2 separate regions of the Homo sapiens genome follow, and region 1 is linked to region 2. The links are chromatin contacts, found by Hi-C or POLR2A ChIA-PET in ENCODE. All regions are on one chromosome and are shown on one strand. The core of a region is the stretch at or near the end of the contact, and the rest is flanking DNA. Distances in the headings are between cores, read along the strand shown. Region 1 overlaps RAB27A (RAB27A, member RAS oncogene family). Region 2 overlaps RAB27A (RAB27A, member RAS oncogene family).

Region 1 (6,480 bases), core at 3,540-6,039, 35 kb after region 2:
ATTTCTAAACTTTCTTCTGTAGAGTCCCATAAGTGGTGCAAAAACCCAACAGTATATATTTTACATATTTTTACTTCTTTATTTTTTATTCCCATTATTCTCTCTGTCTGAAAAACCCTTTCCACACCTGCCCCCATTTTTTAACCAACTGGAGTTCTGCTTATTCTTTAAAACCTAGCAAAGATGGCCTCTGTGAGATTCTCTGTAATAAACTTAGTTGTGTTAGATGTTTTCCCTCCTTTTAACCCCTGTTACATTTTATACTGTGTATAGGGTCCTTATTACATCCATTATCAGACTGTAGTTGTTTATGTAGGTGACTTTTTTCTTAGTGAAGTTTTTAAAATAACTGATTAATTTGCTTTTTAGATAAGCACAATCTTAGTAGAAAAATTAGGAAAAATGAGACAAAAAGAAGAAATCACCAATAATCACACTTCCTAGACTACCCAAAATAAATACTGTTAACCATAATTACTGGTGATACTTACATGCTCTTCTAAATGCTTTAATATATTAACTTAGTAGTTCTCAAATGTGAATGTGCATCTCAGTCACCTGGAGGACTTTTTAAAACACAGATTTCTAGCCCCATTTCCAGCATTCCTGATTCAGTAGAGCTGGAGTGGGACCTGAGACTTGCATGTCAACAAATTCTTAGGTTATGCTAAGGCTGGTGGCTCACAGTCTTTACCTGCAGAATCACTGGATTAATTCATTTTAATCCTTACCTTGACTGTATAAAGTAAGTAGTATCATTATCACCATTTACAGATGGGGAAATTGAGGCAGTCAAATAACTTCATCAGGGTCACACAGCTAGTAAATGGCAGAGCCAGGATTCATCCCTAGGTACACTGGATCCTGAGTCTGTGCTCATAGCATGACACTGGGCATGGACCTATAACACCTTATAAGGCATTAACAGAGCACAGAGCCACTCTGGAGACCAGAAAGATAATGAGGTAACCATGAAGCAAGTCTTGAAGGAAGGTTGTGGTTAAGTATTCAGTGATGTGGGAACAGCATGTGTAACAACCTGGAGGAAAGAAAGGGCATGGCTTTTCATGAAATGGTACACAGTTTAGTCTGTCCTCTGTAGGTCTTATTACCCCAGTTGCCCCATGAGGGCAAAGAACTGTTGTGAAATTCCATGCAGAGTATCAGGCCTGTGCTAATGCTCAGTAAACACCTGCCTACTTGACTTTCTCATGATAAGATATGATGAACACTACTTCATAATGAGGAACTAAAATGTCCACACTTTTCTGGTTAACCATGATGAAAAAATAAATTAGGCCATAAACTCTGAAGTATGTCTTACTGTGAACGTTTAGGCCTTAATTTTATTCTGGGGTGTGATGGGTAAGAAATGAGGTGTTATTTTCCTACTTTGAAAGATTAAACTATTTAGCTTAGTGAAGCTCTTTGGTTTGAGTCAATTGCTTTTTATAATTGTGCCTATTTGCAGGTTTTCAGGTGAAATAAAAGCTGCGGAATAAGAATTATAGTCCTCTGCTTCCACTTGGCTCTGGTGACAGAATCACTTACTGTTTATTCTGGGTCTTTTCTTCTCATTGAAGCCTGTATCTTGTTTGTTTTAAATGAGTTGATTCTGCCCTAGGATAATAGAAAAATGTGAAAAACATTTTGGATAGAAATAGATTAGTTTGGAGAAAAACAATTCTTTTAGAAATGTCATTGCTATGGAGAAAAAAACACATAAAAACAGTTTTAAGATTAGCAGTAAACCCTAGGAACTCCTGCAACTTTCTTTTCAAATAGCCTTCATAAAAAAGAAAGGTGTTTTGTATGTGTGTGTGTGCATATGTGTGCGTGTGCACATGTGGGCCCTCACACTTGAGAGGTAGCACATTCTCCTATAAACTCTCCGATATCAATAAACTGGGGTATGTGCTTAAGAATGGTTTTATATTTCTGCCCCAACTATTCAGCTTTACAGATAAGATTACTGATGCTTTGAAAGCATTATGTCAATTCCCAATATCTATATATACATTATAGTCTTCAAAGCACTTTTGCATGTATTGTTCACTGATCATACACTTACATTATTATTTACATATATAATAAACTTTCTTATATTAATAGGCCAGCTACAGATGCATGCATATTGTGAAAACCCAGATATAGTGCTGTGTGGAAACAAGAGTGATCTGGAGGACCAGAGAGTAGTGAAAGAGGAGGAAGCCATAGCACTCGCAGAGAAATATGGGTGAGTATTTTTGTGGAGAAGTCTAGAGAAAACATTTTCAATATAAACATTAGCAGGTGAATGGTAATGAAAAAGATAAAAGTGGACAATTAAAGCAAAACCTCAGCCATAGGCCTTGGGGCATGTTGAATGTGTCCTTTTTATATGATATGATAGTAGGATCCATTGACAATGCATGTGGCAAGGGCCTCCTTCAGTGCTTTGGTCCCATTTTCTCAAACTCTTGGCATTTGCAGAGAGACAACTTTGAGTTGTCTCAGAGGCGCCTTAAGTATGTAAGGCCTTCTTTCCAAGATGCAAATAGGAGACTCCTGGGGTAAAGAAATCCTCCATGTTGAGCGAGGAAATTTCTTTTTTCATTTCTTTTCTTTTTTTTTTTTGAGACAGAGTCTCACACTGTCACCCAGGCTGGAGTGCAGTGGCACAATCTCGGCTCACTGCAACCTCCACCTCCCGGGTTCAAGCGATTCTCCTACCTCAGCCTCCCAAGTAGCTGGGACTACAGGAGTCCACCATCATGCCCGGCTAATTTTTGTATTTTTAGTAGAGATGGGGTTTCTGGTACCATATTGGCCAGGCTGGTCTCCAACTCCTGACCTTGTGACCCACCCGCCTCAGCCTCCCAAAGTGCTGGGATTACAGGTATGAGCCACCACACCCAGCCTCAGCAAGGAAATTTCAAAGCCACTTCATGTACTATTGTAGAGAATGCTAGCATATAAGAAGGGCTTATTGGTTATTGCAGATTAGGTGCTGGTTTTGAAATTTCTATTCTGGGAGAGGAGTGTGAGATCTCCTTTGGCTTAGTCTATGGTCTTGTGGTGGAGGGTCAGCAAAATACTGTCGTTCTCCTTGAGTTCTGGGAATAGGATCATAGCAGCAGCAGCAGCAGCAGCAGCATGAACTGGACATGAAAGAAGTGGTCAGCTGCTGCTTATTAAAGTATTAAAGTGTTAAGGGTGCCTCTAAAAGGAATTTTTACTTTACTTTCTTTCTGCCTCTCACACAATGAGAACCCATATGTAAATTCAAACCCTTAATAGCATTAAAAGAGGAAGGAAGCAAGTGGGTTGAGAAGGGAGGGGAGGGAAATAGAGATGGTGTAGATGGTGTAGGGGATGTTACCTAGTTTGTGGCTTTGGTGGTTAGCAGAATCCAAGAAGGCCAAGAGAAAACCTTTCCCTTTTTATTGTGTGATCACTGCTTTATTCTTTCTTTGGTTGATGGAGGTTCAGAAAGCTGGTAGGGTTTATAGTGGGAAGGGAGGGGGAGGATAGGTTGGCCAGGTAGGAAGAAGCCAGACTCTGGAGGGGTTTGAATACCAGGTAAGGAGATTAGATTTGATCCCTGGAGGACAGGGAGTTGCTGAAAGCCTTTGAGCATGGAGGGATGTTATGTTTACATTTCCAGATCAGTCTATAGGCTATAGGTGGGGAGGGAGGAAAGACTAGAGATTGATAGATTGCAGTGGTCTGTGAGGTGGGCAGAGGCTAGCTTTGTGAAAAAGGAAAAGGAAGAATAAATCAGGAAAAACACATAGAGTAGGGCAGGATTTTAGGTTTTTCTCAAGGCTAGCTCAGCTGAAGGATTCCCATCCACTATAGGCTTACTCTGGCAAGGATTTGCAATTGCATGTAGAGGTTTTTACCCTAGGGCAGATGGTGTTTAACCATGTTAGAAACATCCAGAGAACTTTTAACACATTCTCATGTCTGGGCTTCACCTCTGACCATCAGACATAATTGGTTTGGAGGAGTTTCTCAGGCAGGGTTCACTTGAAGAAGCATACCTATACATGAAGGGATCTGTTACAGGAATTTGAGCATATGCAATTGTGGGAGCTGGGTAAGTAGTCTCTGTAAGGTGTTGTCTTTGTGTCTGATGCTGAAGCCTGAAGGACAGGACAGTCAGACAGGAAGGGGAGAAGGATGTGAAATGGGGGATGGATGGAAAAAGTGAGAACCAGCTGGTGCCCATAATGAGGGACTAAAACCCATGTCACTTCCTGTTGCCTCTGACCTGGCTGGTGTGGGTGTCCTGCAGAAACTGGGGCCCTTTGTCACAGGGCTAACAACATCACCTGGCCCAGGTGCAGGTCTAGTTGCAGGTTTATGACAATAAGATGAGCCAGCAGATAAGCGACAATATATGAGGGCTATGAAATGGAGGTTGCTTCACTTCCTACCCCCAAAATTGCCCCCAAATCTCTTTTGTGGCCCACCCTAACCAGAAAGGGCATTCTGGGAAATGTTGTTTAGCCTAGCCAAGCTGACTCATTACAAAGCCTGGGCATTGGTATCTTTTAAAATCTCCCCACGTGATCTTCATGTGCAATGGTTGAGAACCAGTGACTTAGGTGATTCTGAGGGGGAGGCTGACAGAGTCTTACCGGCCAGTCTGAAATGTCCCCCTGCTCCCCTGAGAGGCACTCATGTAACGTAGTGGAAAAGAAACAGGGAGAGAACGATTACCACAGAGAATGCTGTAGTGTTGAAGCTGTGAGGTATGTTGCAATGGGTAAGGAGGAAGTAAGTGATGAAGCAATGGAAACCATGGATCCTAGAGCATTCTTTTGAGAGTATGTCAGTAAATGCAAAGAAAAAAAAGAAAAAGGCAGTTAGAGGAGTTAGCTAGATCAAACAAGCACATTCAAGTATATTCTCAAGTACTGGGGGAGGGTCAGGCTTGACTTCTTGCCCCTGTGGGCTTTTTCAGCCCTTTGCTTGTTTCCTGTGCCCTCGGTCTTAGGATTCCACAGCCTGTCTGGTTTCACAGAGCCTAACCCTGCCTTCTGTCATATGGGGTATCTGAGGGGTGTGGGGGACTGTCTTTGACCTGTGCCCAGGTCACGATGGTTATGGAGTATTTCATAGAGAGGAGCTCAATCTATAGTTTTTGAATTGGGTTAAAATGAGAAAAGAGGATTTAGCAGATAATGATTGAAACCCTTGAAGAAAGGAAAGGGCTAGAAACAGAGTCCCTTAGGATACAGAAAGCATACCATGTAGTTTGGTAGGCTGTTTGGCACTTTTAGAGGAAAATATGATGGAAAAATTTGGTTCACATGCATTTCACAAATATGGCATATAACTTTAATGATTATTTTCACAGATGTTTTGTTTCATTCTTAGAACATTTACACTGGTTACACATGCACTAAAGGACTATATTGTTTAGTTTATCCATGTGCTAACAGTCAGAAAACAGGATAAAGTTTATGGCATATCTTCATATAATTTGTATGTTGTTTGATAAATTTACATTTTTTGTTACTATTATGCTGTCTTCTATTCTCAATTCATAAAAACAGATCACTGGGGCCAGGTGTGGTGGCTCATACCTGCAATGCCAGCACTTTGGGAGGCCAAGGCAGGTGGATCACCGGAGGTCAGGAGTTCTAGACCAGCCTGGCCAACATGGTGAAACCCCATCTCTACTAAAAATACAAAAAATTAGCCAGGTGTGGTGGCGGGCACCTGTAATTCCAGCTACTTGGGAGGCTGAGGCAGGAGAATCGCTTGAACCCTGGTAAGGCAGAGGTTGCAGTGAGCCAAGATCGCACCATTGCACTCCAGCCTGGGCAACAAGAGCAAAACTCTGTCTCAAAACAAAACAAACAAACAAACAAAAACAAACAAACAAACAAAAAAACCCCAGATCATTGGTTTACAATTGGTTCTCTGGAATAGACATATCAAAGAATCAAACACCATGTCTCAGAAGAACTTTGTAAGCCTAATAAAGAACACTACAGTGCGAAAATGGAATGTTAATCTGTGTGTGCTGGGACAAGTAAATTTGAGAATGAGGACTTCATACAACAGACAAAAATGTAAAGGGCAAATTGTATGCATGATAATGAATATCAGAAAAAAAATTTGTAGTGGCCTAAGAGTCTACCGCTAATTTTCCATGTTTTTTTTTTTGTTGTTGTTTGTTTGTTTTTGCTGTGAAACTTGGTTAAATTGTAATATGAAGCTCTTAGGTCACTTCCTAACAAATCAAAGTGATCTCTGTGGTAAACCAATTGAATTTTCCTGGAACAAATGCAACATAATGGTTTCCAATGTATTATATTGAGTGATATTGTCAATGAAGTTGGAGAAGAGAACAAAACAGAAAGTTGTTCAAATTTGCACTCCTGCCAGCCAAGTGATTACAGTTCACATGGTTACTGAAACACTTTAAAAAGATAGCTACGAAGTCAGTGACAAGTAGAAGAGAAAGCTGAATGAAATATTGGC
Region 2 (6,723 bases), core at 1,458-3,957:
TTTCACGCTTTGACGCCTACCCTAGAGGAGGTGACTCCCCCTGGTGTGCACTGAATTGGTTCAGATGTGTTGAGATGTTGAACCCTTTGTCCCTCAGGGTGGCTGGACAGGGCCTGGCCTTTCTGGGGCCCTAAAACCTATTGCCTTTGATCAAGAGCATATGCCCTGGTAGGTCATACAAATATCATGAACAAGGTTGGAAAGCAATTTTCTAGAGAAACTCTTGCTGGTGTGCATTAGGAGACAGGCACATACATATAGCAGTGTTAAGTGAGACCAAAAACAGGATAGACCTGGTATAGGTAGTGAATTCTTCTTCTAGGAAAACACAGAGACATTAAGTAATTAGATAAGGGTAATAAGAGAAGGGTTCTAACCTCTTATTTCTTAGTGTCAGTGGTTTCAAGGAGAGTGAGAGGTGCAGAGAAGGAGCTGGAGGAAAGTGATACTACAACTCCTCCTCACTGTGTGTTTCCTTTTTTTTTTTTTTTTTTTTGAGACTGAGTCTCGCTGTATCGCCCAGGCTGGAGTGCAGTGGTGCGATCTCAGCTCACTGCAACCTGCGCCTCCCAGGTTCAAGCAATTCTCGTGCCTCAGCCTGGAGTGCAGTGGCATGATCTCAGCTCACTGTAACCTTTGCCTCCCAGGTTCAAGCAATTCTCATGCCTTAGCCTCCTGAGTAGCCGGGATTATAGGTGCCCACCTGCACGCCTGGCTAATTTTTGTATTTTTAGTAGAGACAGGGTTTTACCACGTTGGCCAGGCTGGTCTCGATCTCTTGACCTCAGGTGATCCGCCAGCTTTGGCCTGCCAAAGTGCTGGGATTACAGGCGTGAGCCACCATGCCCAGCCAGTGTGTGTTTTCATTGAGATACATTCAGATGGGTGGTGGATGATGATGGGCAAGGCCTAAGTTTGGAATCTGAGGAGGTGCCTATTGCAGGCTCCTAAGAGGAGTGAATGCTGTGCAGGACATCTAGCTGTCTTCCCTGACATTTCCTTTTTACTCACTGCCAGATAAAGAACTTTACAACAGGGAGATAGTATCTGGAAACTGAGTTTAATCAGAGCAGCAGGGACTGCCCATCATGTCCTGTGTAATTGAGTTTGGCTGAGAGCACCCTGCTGTTATCCTTGGTCTTGTTCATCCTGAACTAACAGCATGTTCCCTCTTCTGTGGCTTGTACAGTCATGGCCCTCTTTTTGGAGCTTTCACTGTTGGCTACTCTGCCTCTGTCTCAAGGGCAGAGGTAAATGTGGGCCACAGGGACTGGGGATGATTTTCAAGCATTTCTTGGTCATGTGGCTTTGATGATCTCTCATGCTGAACCTGCCCCGATCCAATCTCATCATCCTTCCCTTCCAAAAATCTGATACCACCCACAAACACCTTATGCCCATTCCAACTCTTTCCCTTCCCCACTTCAAATGTCCTGCTTCTGTTGGCAACATTATTTTGGCCTCCTGGCCCCCTAGGCTTTATTCTTTGGTGTTCTCTTTGCTGTGTCCTTTTCCACCTGATGTGGAACTCTGTTCTATTATTTTAAAATTAGTGTATCTTGGATCCCCTTCTTCCCATTCCCATGCGGCTGCCCTCATCTAGGCTCTCATCTTCAAGGAGTGAGAGGTGATAGAAGGGACAACTGTCACCATGACCCCACTTAAATTTCTCATGACTAAGCTTTGAACTTTGAACCTGGAATCATACAGCATAGAATGTCTGTGTTGGAAAGAGACCATTGTGGTCAAACCTCTTATTTCATATTTGATAAAACAAGGCCTGCAGAGGGATGGTGACCTATCCTGGGTCTAAACAGATGGTGGCAGAGGAACCCCATATACCAATGGATTAGTCGTCCTGCTCTCCTCAATTTGTCACATTACCTCATAAGCATTCCTTTGAGTTTACAGCCAGTTTTGTACTTAGAGGATTATATCTGAGGCACATTTGTATCCTTTGAAATGATTAGCAAGCCTCCTCAATACTTGTTAAATTGAAGTCAAAACATGCCCTTGCATGAAACATGCTGTGTATCCTATTCTTCACTATCTAGCTAAATCTTGCCTGGCTTTGAAGAAGGTGCTCAGCTCAGGTCCTGGCTCTTGCTTTGAGTCACGGTCAGATTGCTCCCTCTTTCTTTCTTTTTTTGAGACAGGGTCTCACTCTGTCACCCAGGCTGGAGTGTGGTGACATAGTCATGGCTCACTGCAGCCTTGAACTCTTGGGCTCAAGTGATCCTCCCACCTCAGCCTTCTGAGTAGCCGGGACTACTGGCACAGGCCACCTCACCTTGCTAATTAAAAAAATTTTTGTACAACAGCATCTCATTATGTTGCCCAGGTTGGTTTTGATCTCTTGGGCTCAAGTGATCCTCCTACCTCAGTCTCTTGAATAGGTGGGATTACAGGTATGAGCCTCCATGCCCGACAGATTGCTCCCCTTTTCTGACCTCCCAGCCTCTACTTGACTTGTAAAACAACGATCTTACATGTACCCAGTAGTTTACAGTTTATAAAATGCATTTCACATAATGTACCCTTTAATCCTTCCAATAATCTTGCTAGATAAATATTCCCATATTGAGGAAACAGTGTGGGGAAGCTGTCTGGCTCACCACAGGACACATAGCTAGGAAGGAAGTAGCAGAGTTCAGGTCTTTTGACTTGAAGCCCCTTTCACTTTTGATTTCTTGTGCTGGCTGGTGCACATGGTGTACCAGACGTTTTTCTCCCTGATAATATTGTCTTATCCGTCCTTTTTCGTAAATGAGTACATCATTCCACCTCACCCTAATTACCAACTTCTTGAAGGGAGCAGTTGGATCCTGTGTTTCTTTCATGCCATTCGTAGTTGCTAGCACCGTACTGGAAAGGTAGTAATTGCTTACCAAATACTGTTGAATTGGATGTAAATATGGTTTAATTATCAAAAAAGCACAGCTATCAGTGGAGTCCCCAAACACTTTTTGAGTCACTTCTAAATAAAATTGGCAGGGAATGGAGGGAACCAGCGGAAGGAAAAGGCTATTAGAGAAAGCAGATGATAGACACAATTAGCATTTGAGTGACAGCTGGCCAGTTGTCTGTCCAGTGGTGAGGGGTAGTGGAGAAGCAATACACAAAATGAGACTCTTCAGGAAATATGCAACTGTACCAAAGAGATGAAACACACCCATGAGGTGGGAATGGAGTACTTAAAAGTGGCAGATGACCTGTACAAGTTAGCCAAAGCATTCATTCATATTAATAAACATTGATTAAAGGAATACCCCGAGGAGGATGGATTTATGAGAACAGGCTTCCAGGGTGAGAGTGGAAGGGATAGAGTTGCAGTTTGGTTTCAGTTTGTGATCATTCTGTTAATTACTGGAACCAGGAGAAAAGAGACATAAGTAGGTGAGGATGTTGCCGTTGAAACAACTTTCTCTTCCCTTTCTTATACTATGTGCAGTCAATAGGACCTCAGCCCTGAGCCCTGGCAGTCAGAAGTGAAGGAAAGACAAATAATTGCTCATGTCATCTGTGCATAGAGGTGTGTAGTGATGAGCAACTTGCTGGATTTTCTGGTACTGCCTCCTTTAACGTATTTTTGTGCATTTTCTTCATAAATCAAAGAGATGCTTTAAAAGTTCTAATACTTGGACAACTAAATTGTGTTTCCAACTCTGCCTTTTCCCAAAAGGGTCACAAAAATCCATAGACATAAGCCGCAGATTTTGGTTTGGAAAGTCATGCTGCATTTTATCTTTATGTTTGGGCTGCTCCCGAGTTCATAAATATTTTGTGCCTGAAAGAAATGTAAAACCCCTTCCACTGTAATATATGTGAAAAATGTCCAATTTCTTAATAGTAGAAGCCAAACATTTTCTTTTGTGAGTTTCTGTCTCCTACAGAGAACATAAGATGGAGGGCTTTTAGATTAGAAGTAATAGAATTTTAATATCTGTTCCTTCCTGTCTCAGAATTTTTCACAGTTTATAAGTATATTATAAGAGCTAAAGGAATGTATATCTAAAATGCTTACAAGCATCAGAAATTAATGGAAATTATTTCAAATTAATTAAAAATTATAATTTTTATACAAAATAATTTTATCATGTTGTATGCTGTAGATTCTAAAAGAAAAATAAAAAACTTTTATTTCTTAGACATTCATATGTGGTTTTAAAGTGATATATCTAGGAAAATAGATTAGTACCATTGAGGCCTATTGTTAGATGTGTTGGTTTATTTTTAATGCTTGATGGCTATATAGCAATTATATTTTTTATGTGATAAGCAAGTATGTATAGGAAAGTAATAACTTAAAAGGAATGTCATTATAATATTTCTTTCTTTAAAAAATAGGAAGGTATTTCTCGAGGTCAAAACTCAACTTACAAACCTTGCAGCCAAATTTGTTGGTATATAAAGTCTAACTTTATACTTTAAAATGTGGACATACTAAAATGTGATTGTAGAATTATGAGATTGATTTTCATGTGTGACTTCTGAAACCTTTTTTACTACTTTACAGTTATCTCTCATGCAGAATCTCATTTCAACCTCATTTAAAAAATTAAGTGTACTGTTACTTGTTTTTGTGATTTCCCCTGAACACTCAAACATAGTTTCTGAAGACTTACTTATTACTTATCAATTATCCATGTTATAAACACGTGGATACTTACATCTTCATGGTTTATGCTGCTCTTGTCTACAATTTCCTTTATCCTCTTGCGTTGTTCTCTTGCTGATTCATAGTCTCTTTGCTAACACAAAGTCTTTATTTCTGTGTTAGTAAATCTGTATTGAGGTTTATTCCCCGACTCTTTTTTTTTTTTAAACAAGGCTCTTGTTCTTTCTGAGTCACCCTCTTGCCTGCTTATTTTAGCCCTTATGTTCTTAACCTCTAGGCTTCAAATATCTTTCTCAGAGGCATGTTAAGAAAATAGGAGCTTTGTTTCCATAGATGGCCTTATCCTGGGCTTAGCTGAGGACAGAGACAAGGTATGGCCTTGGGGGACTAAGTTCTAACCTGGATGCTTGGCTTTCCATCTGCCTAGGTAGGAAAACGAAACTTAGTGAAGGAACCTAGTTGGAATACTTAGGGAGCCTTTCTTTTTTTTTTTCCTTTGAGACGGAGTCTCGCTCTGTCACCCAGGCTGGAGTGCGGTGGCACGATCTTGGCTCACTGCAACCTCTGCCTCCCTGGTTCAAGCGATTCTCCTGCCTTAGCCTCTGGGGTAGCTGGAATTATAGGCACCCGCCACCGTGCCCGGCTAATTTTTGTATTTTTAGTAGAGATGGGTTTCACCATGTTGGCCAGGCTGGTCTCGAATACCTGACCTCAGGTGATCTGTCAGCCTTGGCTTTCCAAAGTGCTGGGATTATAGGCATGAGCCACCACGCCTGGCCATTAGGGAGCCTTTCTTTCTTTTTTTTTTTTTCAGAGACAGAGTCTTGCTCTGTCACCCAGGCTGGAGTGCAGTGGCACGATCTTGGCTCACTGCAACCTCCGCCTCCTGGGTTCAAGTGATTCTACTGCCTCAGCCTCCTGAGTAGCTGGGATTACAGGCACATGCCACCATGCCCAACTAATTTTTGTAATTTTAGTAGGGCTGGGGTTTCACCATGTTGGCCAGCTGGTCTCGATCTCTTGACCTCGTGATCCACCCGCCTTGGCCTCCCAAAGTGCTGGGATTACAGGTGTGAGCCACCGCGCCCGGCCAGGGAGCCTTTCAAACTGGTTGGCAGAGTAGAGGAAAGCAAGTTGATTGAATAAATTGCTGTAACTTAGAAGGTTAGAACATTTCTCTGGCTTTTGATAAAGCAACAACTACTATGGGTCTTTTTTTTTGTATATAGATAGATAGATACGTATATCTGTATCTATCTGTCTGTCTGTCTGTCTATCAATCAATAGCTTTTGGGGTTTTTGGCTGCATGGATGAATTATTATTTTATTCTGTACGTTTTTTTGAGATGGAATCTCACTCTGTCGCCCAGGCTGGAGTACAGTAGTGCGATCTTGGCTCACTGCAGCTTCCGCCTCCCAGGTTCAAGCCATTCTCGTGCCTCAGCCTTCAGAGTAGCTAGGATTACAGGCACGTGTCCCCACGCCTAGCTAATTTTTGTATTTTTTAGTAGAGATGGGGTTTCCCCATGTTGGCCAGGCTGTTGAACTCCTGGCCTCAAGTGATCCACCTGCCTTGGCCTGCCAAAGTGCTGGGATTACAAGTGTGAGCCACTGTATCCAGCCACTTGGATGAATAATATAGTGGTAAATTCCGAGATTTTAGTGCACCCATCACCTGAATAGTGTACATTGTACCCAATATGTAGTTTTTATATCCCTCACCACCCTCCCCCGGTCTTTTCTAGCTACTGTTGCTGTGGGCTCTAATGAACTGTGTTGTCTGCCCAGATGTCCTCTTGAATTCTTGGAATGCTGACCTCCAAGACTCCCAGATCCATAAACTACTCTTCCCCTTTGTTGACCTGCTCCTTAGTCTCTTGGTGTTTGACCTTGGTATGACTTTGAACACCTGTCTGAAAACTCCCTTTGTACTTAATCCCTGTGGGTTGGAGTTGATTTTGTGCTGCCTTGACATGAAGCCAGGTAGGGAGTGCTAGGGGTTTCTCTGTCCCCTCTACCTCATGCCGCTTTCTCCTTCCCTGGAACTTTGTAATGGTTTCAAGCAAGGGTACTTTCATGTAAAACACTCCTCATGACACAGACAT

What was found. Hi-C counts contacts between places; a loop is a spot of excess contacts on that map. ChIA-PET counts read pairs that join two places held with the same protein, here RNA polymerase II (POLR2A). Pooled maps may share reads with other maps.
Region 1: a loop to region 2 is called in a map of B cell, with 2.2 times the contacts of the local background. The contact joins two enhancer-like sites. A Hi-C loop is called at or near these places in 13 of 168 maps with a recorded cell type or tissue (B cell, CD4-positive, alpha-beta memory T cell, CD8-positive, alpha-beta T cell and 8 more), 25 of 37 single-sample maps with no recorded cell type and 17 of 50 pooled maps. POLR2A ChIA-PET finds 5 or more read pairs at or near these places in 28 of 52 experiments (AG04449, AG04450, B cell and 21 more).

Annotation. Positions count from the first base shown.
Region 1 is chr15:55,219,645-55,226,124 of GRCh38, reverse strand. It overlaps RAB27A (RAB27A, member RAS oncogene family), which reads left to right. Exons shown (of 7, transcript NM_183235.3): 6 at 2,113-2,236. Among named protein-coding and RNA genes, the nearest start is that of RSL24D1, 26 kb to the right of the region's middle. RefSeq lists an enhancer at 2,976-3,045. Within about 2 kb of position 4,789, at least 11 of the 41 ENCODE cell types and tissues checked have a DNase peak (open chromatin) inside an H3K27ac peak, as active enhancers do; they include B cell, CD8-positive, alpha-beta T cell and natural killer cell, where a contact is called at or near this core.
Region 2 is chr15:55,251,840-55,258,562 of GRCh38, reverse strand. The region is part of intron 2 of RAB27A (RAB27A, member RAS oncogene family); the gene reads left to right. Among named protein-coding and RNA genes, the nearest start is that of RAB27A, 35 kb to the left of the region's middle. Within about 2 kb of position 2,707, at least 5 of the 41 ENCODE cell types and tissues checked have a DNase peak (open chromatin) inside an H3K27ac peak, as active enhancers do; they include B cell, CD8-positive, alpha-beta T cell and natural killer cell, where a contact is called at or near this core.